Regions from separate parts of the Homo sapiens genome. Here region 2 is linked to region 1. A link is a contact called in ENCODE Hi-C data. All regions are on one chromosome and are shown on one strand. Each heading gives the region's core, a stretch centred on a gene start or an enhancer-like site at or near the end of the contact. The rest is flanking DNA. Distances are from core to core; before and after follow the strand shown.

Region 1 (4,807 bases), core at 1,615-4,114:
TGCCCCGGGGGGTGGGGCAAATCAGCCTTTGCCAGAGAGCAGGGATGCATCGGATGTGTGCGACTCTACTGTCGGGACGGCAGGCTCCTAACTGCAGGGGCAGCCCTGAATCAGCGCATACATGCAACTCCCAAGCCCTCCTCAGGGTTTTCCACCCTCAACACCACTGGCATTTGGGACCAGATGAATTCTTTGTGCTGGAGGCCGTCCTGGCCCTTGAAAGATTCTGAGCAGCTTCCCTAAGCTGCCCCACCCATTGCAGGATGGTGGGATGTCCCACCCCAGGGTGGCAACCAAAAATGTCTGCAACCATCACAAAGTGTCTCCTCGGGGCCAACGTCGCCCTGTGGGGACATCCTGCTCTCTACAAAGCTGAAGCCTCCTCTTTTCCTCTATACACCTCCCTCTGTCCATCCATCCCTCACCACATCCCACCTGTACCCCTGAGAATTTATGAAGGAACCAAGGAACACAGGGTCCCCAACACTCTGAGATCAGGCCAGAGCTATCAGCACCAGTCTGAGAACCTACTTCAGGCTCAACGGGGTTTTGCAGCCTGATGCACGTTGCTATAAGAAAGTGTGTTCTGAGCATCACCAACTCAAAAGTCAACTTTCCCGATGAAACGTGTATTAATATTATTGGGACAGGCTGTTTCTGTCTCCATCTCTAGCAGGGTCAGACTGCAAAGAAGGGGTGAGAAGCGTCCCTCAAGGAGATCCATCAGTGCTGACGGCCAGGCCCTCCTCTGCAATTGGAAGGATAGGTTGGCCCCTGTTATGCCCCTATCCCACTGCTCTTCCCTACCCACCCACCCCATAGACAGGTACTCTTCCCTTTACTCAAAGCATCAGCAGCTGGAGTTCCTAAGCCCAGTCTGCTTCCAAAATCAGGAGTTCCAGATGAACACTGCTGTGGGTTTAAAAACTGTGCAACGCCAATGAGCCGACATCGTGCCACTACACTCCAGACTGGTGACAGAGTGAAACTCCGTCCAAAAAAAAAAAACCACCACCACCAACAAAAACAAAAAAACTGTGCAACGACTTGTTTGGGGCTTAGAGAATATAAGGCTTTCCACTCACTCTGCTCCAATGACCTGGAACGCCAGACCAGCCGGCAAATCTGTCCCTAGGGCTTCAAAATCCAGCCAAGCCCCTCACCAAGATTTACCACTGGGAACCCCTGAGTTATTTCGTGATGGAACTATAAAGGTCCCTGTGGCCCTGTCTCCCGTCTGCCTGTTCAGATGCCTCTGTTCTCCAGGAAACTGAATTCTTAGGCCACCAGCACTCCCTTGGATATATTTCCCTGACCCCAAGCCCACAGTAGGTGCAAAAGAAGGAAGGCAGGCATGAAGGATGAAGGAATGCATTCGCAGAGAGACAAGTGAAAAACCCGTTCATCTGCAGGTGCCTGGGGAACAAATGCAGCTGATAAAACCCTACAGAGCCATCCCGTCCGTGGTGACAGGTTGCCCGCAAGAAGGACATTTAGGAAGAAAAGGGAGAAACAGGAAGCTCTGCTTGGAACCTCCCCTGCAGGCTGGAAAGTCCTCCAAGTTTTCCTCTACGGAGCAGGCTTCATTATCTCTAATCTCTACCAAGTGAAAGCACAATTTCTAGGATACCCGGGACCCCTTTAAAGAGGGTGTAAATCCATTAGCAACTCCTCCCTAAAAATAGAGACCCGGCCTAGTCACCGCAGCTCTAGGCTGAGCTAGATCCTATCAACACAAATCGGGCCTCCTCCGTCCTCCCCAGGGCCGGGCGTTCCCGCGTCTCCTTCCTAAATACGTCCAGCCCTGATAAGGCCCGTCCTGAAGTCCACACTGCCCGCAAGCCGGTCTACTTAAAAGCCTGCCCATACGAAGAGCAAAAAATGCACTGACCATTGAAAAAAGAATTTATAACATGAAAAAAGAATTTATAACATACCACATCCGGCAGGGTCTCCGTTTCCGTTTCAAAGGGAGGGAAACAGAAAAACATGATTAAAGTAATAATTAGAAATAGGCCCGGTTTAGGGCGTGGGAGGGTGACCGTGGCTCTTTCTTCCCTGCCCACTTTTTCTGTTTTCCGAATTCTCCACCGCCGCAGATGGACAATTTGGTAAGCACACGTTTCTTTCTGCGCCCCGTGTTGCTTGGCGCACAGCACGCGCTGAAATTCCCGGAGCCCGCATCCACAGAGTATTTTTGAACATTTTCAGGGCTCAAAGTTTTTTTCTAACTTTTCCTTCCCTTCCCCCCACCACCCGGGTCTCAGGCTCCTAGCGATTCCAAATTTAGGCCCGGGACGCAGGGCGTGGCTGTGACAGGCAACTCCAGGGCGGCCTCCGCGCGCGGCCTGAAGACGCAGGTCCCCAAACCCTGGGGGTAGATAACGGGGTGGGGTGAGGGGCTCATGCAAAGGGAGAGAGATCTGTAAGAAGGTCCCCTAGATTGGGAAAAATCGGACGCACCTCTCCCAAGGCCGCCCCACATGTAAGAGTTTGCAACTCCGACAACAAACGCTGACTTTTCTCTCTGGAACGGCTCCAGGAAAAGCGTTGGGGAGAAAGTGGGCGCCTCCTCCGGGCCTGGGCCCCCGTGGGCACAGCGCGTCCTGCCGGGCAGGGAGGAGGCTCCGGGTGTCCCCGCGGGGCGCCCCCAACGCCGCATCTCAAGCGGATCCCCAGTCCCGGCCCGCGCCCTCCGCGTCCCCCAACCCGGATCCCTCCGCTCGCTCACCCGGGGCGGCGACCAGAACACCCAGCAGGCCGAAGAGCAGCAGCGCCAGCGCAGCCCCGCGGGCCATGGTGCGCCCAGAGCGCGCAGGGACGGTCCCGGAGTGCAGGGCGTGGGCGAAGGCGGCAGGACAGATACTCCCCCACGGGCCGGGTGGGGCGAAGCCCGGGGACTCGAAGGGGGCGGGTGAGGGGAGCGGCCCTGCAAGCTCAGCGCCGGCTGCGCCCGCCCCGCCCCGGCCTCCACGCGCGCACAGAAGGGGCGGGAACGCCGGGCCCGGGGAGGAGACAGAGGGGGTAGGCGGGCGGGGGTGGCCCAGGCAGCGCCGAGGGGAGTACGGTACACGCCCCGCCCCTTCTCAGGAAACTGCCCACGCCCCCTCACCCACCCACAGGGCCGTAGCCAGGGCGGCGCCGACCCGAAGCAAAGTGAACTACAACGTTCTCGGGAAAGTGCGGGTCCCTCCCGGTTTACAGCCCTCTGAATGCACGCCCGAGGGCGGCCCTTAACTGTAGTGGCACAAAACTGCCGCCCTTCTTGGAAACATAGAGCCCCCTCTCCCCACTCGCCCCTGCAGCCACTTCTCCGCCCCTCACCCCCTGGTCTCCAGTGGGAGCAAAAAAACAAACTTTCCCAGCAGCTCCCCTGCTCGGGAAAGTGCGGGTCCCTCCCTGTCTACAGCCTCCTAAATGCACGCCTGCAACTGTAGCGACACGAAACTGCCGCCCTTCTTGGAAACGTGTAGCCCCCCTCCCCACTCGCCCCTGCAGCCCCTTCTCCGCCCCTAGCAGGGACCCTCCCCTGCTCTGCAGTGGGAGCAGAGGAAACTCCCGGCTCCCCTGCTGGGAAAAGTATGGGGGCCCCTCCCCGCTGCTCACCTCAGGGAGTTCCCCAAGGGGAGCAAAGTGCAATCCTCTCCCTGCTCAGGAAGCCTAGGCCCCCGCTCCACAGGCAACCCCCGTCCCAAGTCCTTTCTAGAGCGTCCGAGCGCGGGGTGCGCAGCCGGGAGGGTGGCGGACGAACCCTTTGCGCCGGACCAAGGACAACCCTTGGAGTAGCCTCTGCGCTGGGGCAGTTTCTCCCCAGAATCCCCAGGACAAGGTTGGGAGTGGGGACTCCTGGTCACGGGAGTTAGTGAGGGGCAATAGGGAACGAGGTGCCTTCTATCTGGGGCACCTGGGCCCTAGTCCTGGTCATGGGCGACTCGCCTTCCAGTGGGCTTTGAGTTTAGACACCCTCCCGCGCCACTGGCCACAGCTGCAGTGCAGTTGTCGCCCTTCCCACACTTAACAATGTTATCTGTTAACACCTAAGCCTAAAATTGTATCCATTTTCCCGCAGGGTAGTGGAACAACTTTGCAGCCTGACAAATAACCCTGAATATTCTTGCATTCCACACTTCAAACTGTCCACGAAAAGAGTCAAACTAGGCCGGGCGCGGTGGCTCACGCCTGGAATCCCAGCGCTTTGGGAGACCGAGGCGGGTGGATCACCTGAGGTCAGGAATTGGAGACCAGCCTGACCAACAAGGTGAAACCCTGTCTCTTCTAAAATACAAAATTAGACGCGTGTGGTGGTGTGCACCTGTAGTCCCAGCTACTCAGGAGGCCGAGGCAAGAGAATCGCTTGAACCGGGGAGATGGAGGTTGCAGTGAGCCAAGATCAGGCCACTGCACTCCAGCCTGGGTGACAGAGCGAGACTCCGTCTCAAAAAAAAAGAAAGAAAAAAGAAAAAAAGAGAAAGGAGTCCAACTCTAACATATTTGAAGAGATTTATTCTGAGCCAAATATGAGTGACCATGGCCCATGACACAGCCCTCAGGAGGTCCCGAGAACGTGTCCTCAAGGTGGTCGGGGTGCAGCTTGGTGTTATACGTTTTAGGGAGGCATGAGACATCAATGAAATTTAAGAGACACATTGGTTTTGTCCAGAAAGGCGGGACAACCCAAAGCAGGAGGCTTCCAGCTTATAGGTAGATTTTAGAATTTTCTGATTGGCAATTGCTTGGGTTTCTTTAAAGTCCTGGGATCAATAGAAAAGAATGTCTGGGTTAAGATAAAGAATTGTGAAGACTCAAG
Region 2 (4,807 bases), core at 1-2,500, 90 kb before region 1:
ATTGTTTCTGTCCGTTGGACTTTCTTGCTCCCCCCAGTGAGGAAAGAAACTACATTCCCAGTAAGGGAGCTATTACACACATATTTCAAATGCAACCAGGCTAAACCTGCTAGTAAATAAAAAGGCAAACATCATCAAACCAGATTGAGAAAGAGTTTCAGGCCTGCGGATTCTTACTTCCACCGCTGTCGGGATTCTCGGGCTGTGGGTAGTAAGGTGGTTTTGGCTTTGGGTAGATATCTGTGGAGGAAACAACATTGCACTGTTAGAAAAGAAAATTGTCCTTCCCTTAGGAGCAGGCTGCAGAAACAAGCTCATCAGCGTGACTATCGACCTTGCAGTTTGTTCTGATTTGCTGCCCACGGTGTGTTTATAGATTGCCATTGTCTGGTTAAAAATCACTTTGCAGATAGAAGTAAAACCTTGAAACCTGAAACTTAAAAAAAAAGGTTTCCGTTTTGTTACTAGAAGTTCGTTTTCATGGCAAGAAGCCAGTGTAGCTGTCTGCCATGATGGAAGCAAGTAATATAAAAAAGAAACCTAGGAAGAATTGTCATGGAATAAATTTACCGACAGTCCAGTGCCTGTGATGAAGATAACACCAAACCTTCTGTTCCCGGACCCAACTGGGTTGCTATTTCTCACAGCCCAATAATGAAACACCGATGAACTGGGGAGGAAGAGAGTTTTTATTTCTGCAACCTGTTACAGGGAGAAGGCCTGGAAATTATCACCAGACTAACTCAAAATTATAGTTTTCCAGAGCTTATATACCTTCCAAGCTATGTGGAGATATGTGTGTGCATTTATCTAAAGACATAAGTGATTAACTTCTTTTAATCTATAACTAAGGTCTGAGTCCTGAGGATCTTCCTCAGGAGCCTCAGTAAATTGACTTAATCTAATGGGTCCAGGTGCCGGGGTGATTACCCTCATGTTGTCTCCTGCTAAATCCAGGAGGTTTGCAGAGTTCCTTCAAAGCCCCAATAAACTTGTTTGTGGAGGCCTGGGGAGTTTCTGCAGACCCCCAGTAAAACTTGTTTAATCCTAAATGGGTCCTGTTAAGAATTCATTCATTATTTTGTCATGCTTTAAGGCCCGGGAAAGTCCTGGGAAAAACTCTCGGTGGGCTTTTGTTACATTCCAGCCTTTGTATAACAGCACTGGCTTTTAATATTTAACCACTCAGTCAATACTGAAACAGGTGTTGTGGGGGCCTGTGTTAGTGAGACCTGGCCTGCGACACTTCCACTCTCAGTTTCCAAGTGCTCTCACTCATACACTGTGAAGGGAACATAAATCTCGGGACCCCCAAGTCACTAAGCTAAAGGGAAAAGTCCAGCTGGGAACTGCTTAGGGCCAACCTGCCTCCCATTCTATTCAAAGTCCCCCCTCTGCTCCCTGAGGCAGATTCGTATCTGATCGCCTCCTTTGGAAAGGCTAATCAGAAACTCAAAAGAAGGCAACTGTTTTGTCTCTCACCTGTTTGTGACCTGAAAACCCTCTCCCTGCTTCCAGTCTTCCTGCCTTTGCTTCAAGTGCTCCACCTTTCCAGACGGAACCAATATACTTCTTCTTTTTTTTTTTTGAGACAGAGTCTTGGTCTGTCGCCCAAGCTGGAGTGCAGTGGCATGATCTCCGCTCCCTGCAACCTCCGCCTCCTGGGTTCAAGTGATTCTCCTGCCTCAGTCTCACAGCCTCAGGCACACACCACCATGCCCAGCTAACTTTTGTATTTTTAGTAGAAACAGGGTTTCACCATGTTGGCCAGGCTGGTCTCAAACTCCTGACCTTGTGATCCACCCACCTCGGCCTCCCAAAGTGCCGGGATGACAGGTGTGAGCCACCTCGCCTGGCCTAATTGACTTTTTTTTTTTTTTAGAAAAAAAAAAAAAAGCCCAATTGTTTAAATCGGTTTAAATTTAAATAGTGGCTTAAATTGGCTTTCAATGAATATGTGTGACCCTGAGCATTTCTAACACACATCAGCTGGTCAATTGCATAATTCCCTCTTCTTTGAATTTTTCTTGTCAGCGAATGGAATGATCATATCCCTCTTCTTTTAGTCGCCTCATAGTCTCTCTCCTCCATTTTCTTTTTCTTTTCTTTTCTTTTCTTTTTTTCACCATCCGTCTGTTTTGGTAGGAGCTATCTATACACAGTTTGTGCTCTATAACCAGAATTTCTGCATCTATAGATCCAACCAGTCTTGTATTGAAAATATTTCAAAAAATAAAATATAGCAATCCAATAAAAAGTAATACAAATAAAAAATAATATAGTATAACAACTATTTGCATAGCATTTACAGCGTATCAGGAGTTATGAGTAACCTAGAGATAATTTAAAGTATACCAGAGGCTGGACACGGTGGCTCATCCCTGTAATCCCAGCACTTTGGGAGGCCAAGGTGGGCAGATTATGTGAGGTCAGGAGTTCGAAACCAGCCTGGACAACATGGTTAAAACCCGTCTCTACCAAAAATACAAAAATTAGCTGGGGGTGGTGGCGCATACCTGTAATCCCAGCTACTTGGGAGGTTGAGTCAGGAGAATCTCTTGAACCCGGGAGGTGGAGGTTACAGTGAGCCAAGATCACGCCACTGCACTCCAGCCTGGGCAACAGAGTGAGATTCTGTCTCCAAATAAATAAATAAAAATATACAGGAACATATACTTGCATTATATGCAAGTACTGCACGTTTTATATCAGAGACTTCAGCAGCTGTGGATTTTGGTGTCTGCGGGGAAGAAGGCGTCTTAAAACTAATCCCCCATGAATTCTGAAGGATGACTGCATTTTGCATATTAAACTTTCCCTGGTGGTATGAGCAGTAAGGAGCCTCTTCTAGTTGACAGCTCATCTTTTGACTTTTTTCAGAGCCTGAAGTTGGAACATTATTATTATTATTATTATTTAAATGTAGACATAGGCTAACCCATTTTTAAAGGTTATGCTTTTTTTTTTTTTTTTTTATACTCTCACTCTGTAGCCTCAGCTGGAGTGCAATGGCAGGATCTCGGCTCACTGCAACCTCCACCTCTCGAGCTCAAGTGATTCTTATGCCTCAGCCTCCTGAGTAGCTGGGACTATGGGCGTGGTTATGCTTTTTGTATTGTATCTAAGAAAAACCTCCTAACTCTGAGGTTATAAGACATTTCCCTCTATTTTTCAAAAAAAAAAGTTTTCTTTTATATTCAGGTTTGTAATCCACCTGTAGTTCATTTTTAAGTATTACATGAGGCTGGGTGTGGTGGTTCACACCTGTAATCCCAGCACTTTGGGACACCGAGGTGGACAGATCACCTGAGGTCAGGAGTTCGAGACCAGCCTGGCCAACTTGGTGAAACCCCGTCTCTACTAAAAAAATGCAAAAATTAGCCAGGCGTGGTGGCACATGCCTGTAGTCCCAGCTGAGGCACGAGAATTACTTGAACCCGGGAGGAGAAGTTTGCGGGGAGGTGAGATCACACCACTGCACTGCAGCCTGGGTGACAGAGCGAGACTCCATCTCAAAAAAAAAAAAAAAAGTATCGCATGAGGTTGAGATTTGATCACGTATCATCCACAAGAACAGCCAATTGTCTCAGTCCTGCCTATGTGGAATTTGGTTTCTTCTCTCATTGTTTTATAGCTGCGACCTCTCTCATATGCCAAGACACAATTCAGTCTGTTTCAAACCCTTCTGAACCTATGCATTGCTCAGTTTCTCTGTCTCTGAGCTACGGTTTTCATTTCTTTCTTCTTTTTTTTTCTTTTCTTTTGAGACAGGGTCTTGCTCTGTCACGCAGGCTGGAGTGCAGTGGCGTGATCATGGCTCACTGCAGCCTCAGCCTGGGCACAGGTGATCCTCCCACCTCAGCCTCCTGAGTAACTGGGACTAGAGGTGCATGCCACCATGTCCACTAATTTTTTTTAATTTTTTTGTAAAGATGGGGTCTCACTATGTTGTCCAGGCTAGTCTCAAACTCCTGGGCTCAAGAAATCAGCCAGTCTCAGCCTCCCAAAGTTCTGGGATTACAGGCGTGAGCCACCACGCCCAGCTCCACATCTTTATTCTTAATAACATTTCCATCTACAGATCCTGGTATTTCTGGGGAAATGCTTTTTAAAATCTCACACTTAGATCTTTAAATTTCCACTTTTAACTTAACCTGAGGTGCAGGCTGGGTCAAGATTCCATTATCATTCAGGGAATCATTCTTTTAGTGGGAAGAACCTCTATTTGGGCCTCAAAGTTGTTTGCACCTCGAAGGTTATTTTGTCTGATTTTGCTAGCCCAACTTGGCTTTCTTTCTATTGGTTATTTGCTTTGCGCATTTTTTTTCCAGCTATTTTCACCTTCTCTTTGGCATTTTGTTGCAAATGCTTCTCTCGTAAATAGCATGAAACATTTTATTTGTATTTTTAGTAGAGATGGGGTTTCACCGTGTTAGCCAGGATGGTCTCGATCTCCTGACCTCGTGATCCACCCGCCTCGGCTTCCTACAGTGCTGGGATTACAGGCGTGAGCCACTGCGCCCAGCCGAAACATTTTAAATTGCATCATCTCATCTCCGTCTTTTTACAGATTTATTAAATCACTGAACATCTAACATAACTAAGGATTCACTATTCCTACTATTTTATTTTACTTTTCTTCTTTTTTAATTCCTTCCTTCTTAACTTCCATTTAGTATTCAGGTTTTTAATTTATTATTTTTTTTTATTTTTGAGACAAAGCCTGGCTCTGCCACCCAGGCGGAAGTGCAGTGGCGCAATCTCAGCTCACTGCAACCTCCACCTCTGGGGCTCAAGTGATCCTCCC

The links. Hi-C counts contacts between places; a loop is a spot of excess contacts on that map. Pooled maps may share reads with other maps.
Region 2: a map with no recorded cell type shows a loop between it and region 1 (5-fold over the local background). The contact joins the enhancer-like site here to the promoter of CD99 in region 1. A Hi-C loop is called at or near these places in 1 of 168 maps with a recorded cell type or tissue (endothelial cell of hepatic sinusoid), 18 of 37 single-sample maps with no recorded cell type and 5 of 50 pooled maps.

The regions. Positions count from the first base shown.
Region 1 is chrX:2,689,352-2,694,158 of GRCh38, reverse strand. CD99 (CD99 molecule (Xg blood group)) reads right to left here and starts at 2,864. Exons shown (of 10, transcript NM_002414.5): 1 at 2,732-2,864. The coding sequence starts at 2,798.
Region 2 is chrX:2,777,499-2,782,305 of GRCh38, reverse strand. It overlaps XG (Xg glycoprotein (Xg blood group)), which reads right to left. Exons shown (of 11, transcript NM_001141919.2): 4 at 178-240. Among named protein-coding and RNA genes, the nearest start is that of XG, 28 kb to the right of the region's middle. RefSeq lists an enhancer at 73-754. Within about 2 kb of position 1,250, at least 2 of the 41 ENCODE cell types and tissues checked have a DNase peak (open chromatin) inside an H3K27ac peak, as active enhancers do.